2 separate regions of the Homo sapiens genome follow, and region 2 is linked to region 1. Evidence: chromatin loops called from intact Hi-C (ENCODE). Cell type or tissue: breast epithelium. All regions are shown on one strand. Links, peaks and the distances in the headings refer to the core of each region. The heading gives the core; the rest is flanking DNA. Region 1 has its middle 87 kb from the start of LINC02607. Region 2 overlaps LINC01761 (long intergenic non-protein coding RNA 1761).

The links. Peaks named below come from ENCODE experiments on the same cell type or tissue, not always from the same donor. Only the 100,000 strongest peaks of a DNase experiment are listed, where the experiment ranks them.
Region 2: a loop joins it to region 1, with 32 times the contacts of the local background. A loop is called at or near these places in 1 of 110 quality-filtered maps.

What each region holds. Positions count from the first base shown.
Region 1 is chr1:95,595,779-95,598,701 of GRCh38, forward strand. No RefSeq gene overlaps it. Among named protein-coding and RNA genes, the nearest start is that of LINC02607, 87 kb to the left of the region's middle. In breast epithelium, for the core only: no CTCF peak of the experiment used is centred there; no DNase peak of the experiment used is centred there.
Region 2 is chr1:95,477,313-95,480,235 of GRCh38, forward strand. It overlaps LINC01761 (long intergenic non-protein coding RNA 1761), which reads left to right. Exons shown (of 4, transcript NR_033966.1): 4 at 27-2,044. Among named protein-coding and RNA genes, the nearest start is that of LINC01761, 4.0 kb to the left of the region's middle. In breast epithelium, for the core only: no CTCF peak of the experiment used is centred there; no DNase peak of the experiment used is centred there; H3K27ac peaks cover 979 bases.

The DNA.
Region 1 (2,923 bases), core at 138-2,637:
CCAATGACATTCTTCCCAGAACTGGAAAAAAATTTCATAAAACTCATATGGTACCAGAAAATAGCTTGAATAGCCAAAGCAATCCTAAGAAAAAGAACAAAGCTAGAGACATCATGTTACTTCACTTCAAACTATACTACAAGGCTACCGTAACCAAAACAGCTTGGTACTGGTACAAAAACAGACACATAAACTAATGGAACAGAATAGAGACCCACAAATAAAGTGGCACACCTACAACCATCTGACCTTTGACAAACTCAACAAAAACAAGCAATGAGGAAAGGACTCTCTATTCAATAAATGATACTGAGATAACCGGTTAGCCACATGCAGAAGATTGAAGCTGGACCCCTTCCTTACATCATATACAAAAATCAACTCAAGATGGATTAAGTACCTAAATGTACAACCTAAAACTATAAAAACCCTGGAAGATGACCTGGGACATACTATTCCGAACATAGGCTCTGGCAAATATTTCATAAGGAAGATGCCAAGAGCAATTGCAACAAAAACAAAAATGGATAAATGGGACCTAATTAAATTAAAGAGCTTCTGCACAGCAAACCAAACTATCAATAAACAGACAACTTACCAAATAGGAGAAAATATTTTCAAACTATGCATCTGACAGAAGTCTAATATCTGGAATCTATAAGGAACTTAAACAAATTAACAAGCAAAAAACAACCCCATTAAAACATGGGCAAAAGACACGAACAGACGTTTTTCAAAAGAAGACATACACATTGCCAACAGCATATGAAGAAAATACTTAACATCACTAATCATTAAAGAAATGCAACTCAAAAACCACAGTGAGATAGCATCTCATACTAGTCAGAATGGCCATTACCAAAATGTCAAAAAATAGCAGGTACTGTCAAGATTGCAAAGAAAAGGGAACACTTATACACTGCTGGTGGGAGTGTAAATTAGTTCAGCCATTGTGGAAAGCAGTGTGGTGATTTCTCAAAGAATTAAAGGCAGAAGTACCATTTTGTCCCAGCAATCATGTTATTGGGTATACAAAGACACATGCACATGTATTTTCATCACAGCACTATTCACAATAGCAAAGTCATAGAATCAATCTAAATGCCCACCCAATGGTAGACTAGATAAAGAAAATCTGGTAAATATACACCATGGAATAGTACACAGCCATACAAAAGAATGAGATCATGTTCTTTGCAGCAACATGGATGATGCTGAGGCCATAATCCTGAGCTAACTAATGCAGGAACAGAAAACCAAAAACCACATGTTCTCACTTATAAATGGGAACTAAACATTGAGTACACATGGACACAAAGGAGAGAACGACAGACACCAAGGCCTAGGAGGGAGAGGTTTAAAGAACTACCTATAGTACTGATACTATGCTTATTGCTGGGGTCACAAAATAATCCGTGCGCCAAGCCCTATGATATGTAATTTACCTATATCGGAAACCTGCACATGTTCCCCTGAAACCTGAAATAAAAGTTAAAAAAATATTTACTGAATGCCTACTATGAGGTAGGCATTTCGATAGGTAACCAACACAGTCCCTGCCCTTATAGGTTGTTGTAGAAGTCGAATGAGGTGATCATACCAATTGTTATCATTTATTAAGTGCCTACTATGTGCCGTGAACTTTACATTATTATTTGCATTATACATATGCCATGGACTTATTACCTCAGTCAGTCTTCTCATAAATCTGTTTGGGTAGTTACTGCCAATGTGCACGTAAGGTAATTGAAGTACAATTTAAAAACTTGTCAAAGTTAAATAACTTATAAGGGGCTTGACTGGGATTTGAACCAAGGTGGATCTGATTCAAAAGACACTGATTTTCCAAGAAAACATGTCAATATAAAAGTTCTTTACAAACATAAAAAGTGCCATATAAAAATAAAATAATATTTATTATTATTGTTCTCCACACCTACATATGATGATATAAAAACAGACCAAAGCCAAAACCAAGACAGGAATTAGGGGCTTAATCATGTTACTGTGGAAATTCTCATTATAATGCTTTTGATTTCTGGTTTTGCAGTTTTGAAATTTCCACTGTCTTTTTCCCCTGTGGGCACACATTGTTGCTGTTCTTTTTCTGTCTGCAGATCATGGCTGGGCTTTTGGTAAGCACATAATTTTTTAAAAATGGAAATGGTTTCATTCCAATGAATCATTGTGTCAAGGAGGTTGTGTACCTCCTCGATGATGAAAATGCCAATTTCTCATAAAAAGGAAAAAACCCTCATTTCAAAAGGTTGAAAATAATGTTATTTAACTAATTTCAAATGGCTACTTTTAGGTCACTGAAAATGTCCAAATATAAGAATAATCTCTTGGGTCTGTAACATTTTCATTTGATTCAAGAATGGATAAACTTTAATTCATTTTAACCTCTTGCCTTTTGGTATTTGGCTCTTCCGACGGGAAGTGTCTCTCCACTGTGAGATTTGTCTTAGTGCTATGGCCTGCTTAATCTGGAATCTGTTTTCATTATATCCCTGAAAGCTAAAGAAATTTCCAAGTTTTTGACACAAAGTGTATACAATTCTATACAATACAGATTTACTGAACATTTTCTTGAAATGTAACATACATAAAGTATTGTAAAAATCAGTATATTTTTAATAGAACATTACCAATACCCCAAAGCTTCATTCATGCCCTCTTTCAAGTATAACATCTGCAAAGCTAACAGCTCTTCTGATTTCTATTAAAATAGATTAGTCTTGCCTGCTTTTGAATTATATGTAGAGAGAAGCAGAATTCTATAATATATCTCTTTTTGTGTCTGGTTTTATTCACTCAACATTATGTTTATAAGATTCATCCCTGTTCCTGCATAGCAGAAGTTTATCTTTATTGCTATATAATATCCCATCTATTTCTTACTCATCCTATTTTATATAGGCAT
Region 2 (2,923 bases), core at 198-2,697, 120 kb before region 1:
TTTTTGCCTGCTGCCATCCATGTAAGACATGACTTGCTCCTCCTTGTCTTCTACTATGATTGTGAGGCCTTCTCAGCCGCTTGGAACTGTGAGTCTAATTAAACCTTTTTCTTTTGTACATTGCCCAGTCTCAGGTATGTCTTTATCTTAGAAAACAGACTCATACAGTAAATTGGTGCCAGTAGAGTGGGGTGTTGCTGAAAAGATACCTGAAAATGTGGGGGCGACTTTGGAACTGGGTAACAGGCAGAGGTTGGAACAATTTGGAAAGCTCAGAAGAAGACAAGAAAATTTGGGAAAGTTTGTAACTTCCTAGAGACTTGTTGAATGACTTTGACCACAAGCCTGACAGCAATATGGACAATAAGGTCTAGGCTGAAGTGGTCTCAGATGGAGATGAGGAAGTTGTTGGGAACTGGAGCAAAGATATGTGTTGTTGTTGTGTTTTAGCAAAGAGACTGGTGGCATTTTGCCCCTGCCCTAGAAATCTGGGAAACTTTGAACTTGAGAGAGATGATTTAGGGTATCTGGTGGAAGAAATTTCTAAGCATCAAAACATCTAAGGGGTGACTTGGGATGTGTTAATTCAGACTTGGGATGTTAAAGGTATTCAGTTTTATAAAGGAAGCAGAGCATAAAAGTTTGTAAAATTTACAGCCTGACAATGTGATAGAAAAGAAAATCCCATTTTCTGAGGAGAAATTCAAGTTGGCTACAGAAATTTGCATAATTAATGAGGAGCTGAATGTTAATCCCCAAGACAATGGGGAAAATGTCTCCAGGGCATGTCAGAGGTCTTCTTGGCAGCCTCTCCCATCACAGGTGTGGAGACCTAGGAAGAAAATATAGTTTCCTGGGCTGGGCCCAGGGTCTCCGTGCTGTGCACAGTCCAGGGACTTGGTGCCCTGCATCCCAGCTGCTCCAGCCATGACTAAAAGGGGTCAAGGTACAGCTTGGGCCATGGCTTCAAAGGGTGTAAGCCCCAAGCTTTGACAGCCCCAACATGATGTCGAGCCTGAGGGTGCACAGAAGTCAAGAATTGGGGTTTGGGAACCTCCACCTAGATTTCAGAAGATATATGGAAACGCCTGGATGCCCAGGCATAAGTTTGTTGCAGGGGCAGGGTGCTTGTGGAGAACCTCTGCTAGCACAGAAGGGAAATGTGGGTCAGAGCCCCCACACACAGTGCCTACTGGGGCACTGCCTAGTGAAGCTGTGAGAAGAGGGCCACTGTCCTTCAGACCCCAGAATGGTAGATCCACTGACAATTTGCACACTTCACCTGGAAAAGGTGGCTGTACTCTGCAAAGCTACAGAGATGGAGCTGCCCAAGACCATGGGAACCCACCTCTTGCATCAGCATGACCTGGATATGAGACATGGAGTCAAAGGAGATCATTTTGGAGCTTTAAGATTTGACTGCCCTGCTGGAGTTTGGACTTGCATGGGGCCTGTAACTCCTTTGCTTTGGCCAATTTCTCCCACTTGGAATGGCTGTATTTACCCAATGCCTATACCCCCTTTGTATCTAGGAAGTAATTAACTTGCTTTTGATTTTACAGGTTTATAGGTGGAAGGGACTTGCCTTGTCTCAGACAAGACTTTGGACTGTTGACTTTTCAGTTAATATTGAAATAAGTTAAGCCTTTGGGGGACTACTGGGAAGGCATGATTGGTTCTGAAATGTGAGGACATGAGATTTGGGAGGGGTCAGGGGCAGAATGATATGGTTTGGCTCTATGTCTCCACCTAAATCTCATCTTAAATTGTACTCCAATAATTCCCACTTGTTGTGGGAAGAACCTGGTGGGAGATAATTGAATCATGGGGGCAGTTTGCCCCATACTGTTCTCATGGCAGTGAATAAGTCTCATGAGATCTGATGGTTTGATAAGGGGAAACTCATTTCACTTGGCTCTCATTCTCTCTTTTTGCCTGTTGCCATTCATGTAAGAAGTGACTTGCTCCTCCTTGTCTTCCACCATCATTATGAGGCTTCTGCAGCCACGTGGAACTGTGAGTCCATTAAACCTTTTTCTTTTGTAAATTGCCCAGTCTTGGGTATGTCTTTATCAGAGCATGAAAACAGACTAATACAGGTATTACTCAAATGTCCACTTTTTCTTCTCCTATAGGGTTCTCTTCCTCTGAAGAGTTAGGAAAGAATAGGAGTTGTCCCCAAATTGTCCACCCCATCTTCATACACTCCTCCCAATGCCTTCCAAGCCCCCAGGCCCACCCTGCCTGAAATTCCTGCCCATGGTCCCCATGATACCTCCATAGGCTGCAGCTCCCTCCAGGCAGCCATTAGAGGACTGAGGATGTGGTTCACCCACACTGGACTGCCCATCTCTTGTTCCCCAGTACCCTCTCACAGGGGTGTACAGGTATGTTATTGAATAAAAGGTTTAGGGTAAAGGGGGGATATTTAATGTTGTTCAAATTATGACTTTCCCCACATTCCATGGAAAACTCACCTGAAAAGAGAAATTTTAATGGGGGTCCTCTCATAATTGCCATAGTTGTTAACTTTGTAGGCCACTTTTTTTTTTTTTTTTGAGATGGAGTCTCGCAGTGTCGCCCAGGCTGGAGTGCAGTGGCGCAACCTTGGCTCAGTGCAAGCTCCACCTCCTGGGTTCATGCCATTCTCCTTCTTCAGCCTCCCGAGTAGCTGGGATTACAGGTTCTCACCACCATGCTCAGCTAATTTTTTATATTTTTAGTAGAGATGGAGTTTCACCATGTTAGCCAGGATGGTCTCGATCTCCTGACCTCGTGATCCACCCACCTCAGCCTCCCAAAGTACTGGGATTACAGGCATGAGCCACTGTGCCCAGGCCTGCATTCCACTTCTAAGTTAGCCCTTTCAGCAAGAATGTATGTATCCTTCTTCTAATCTCCACCACATGACTCTCTATGCGTC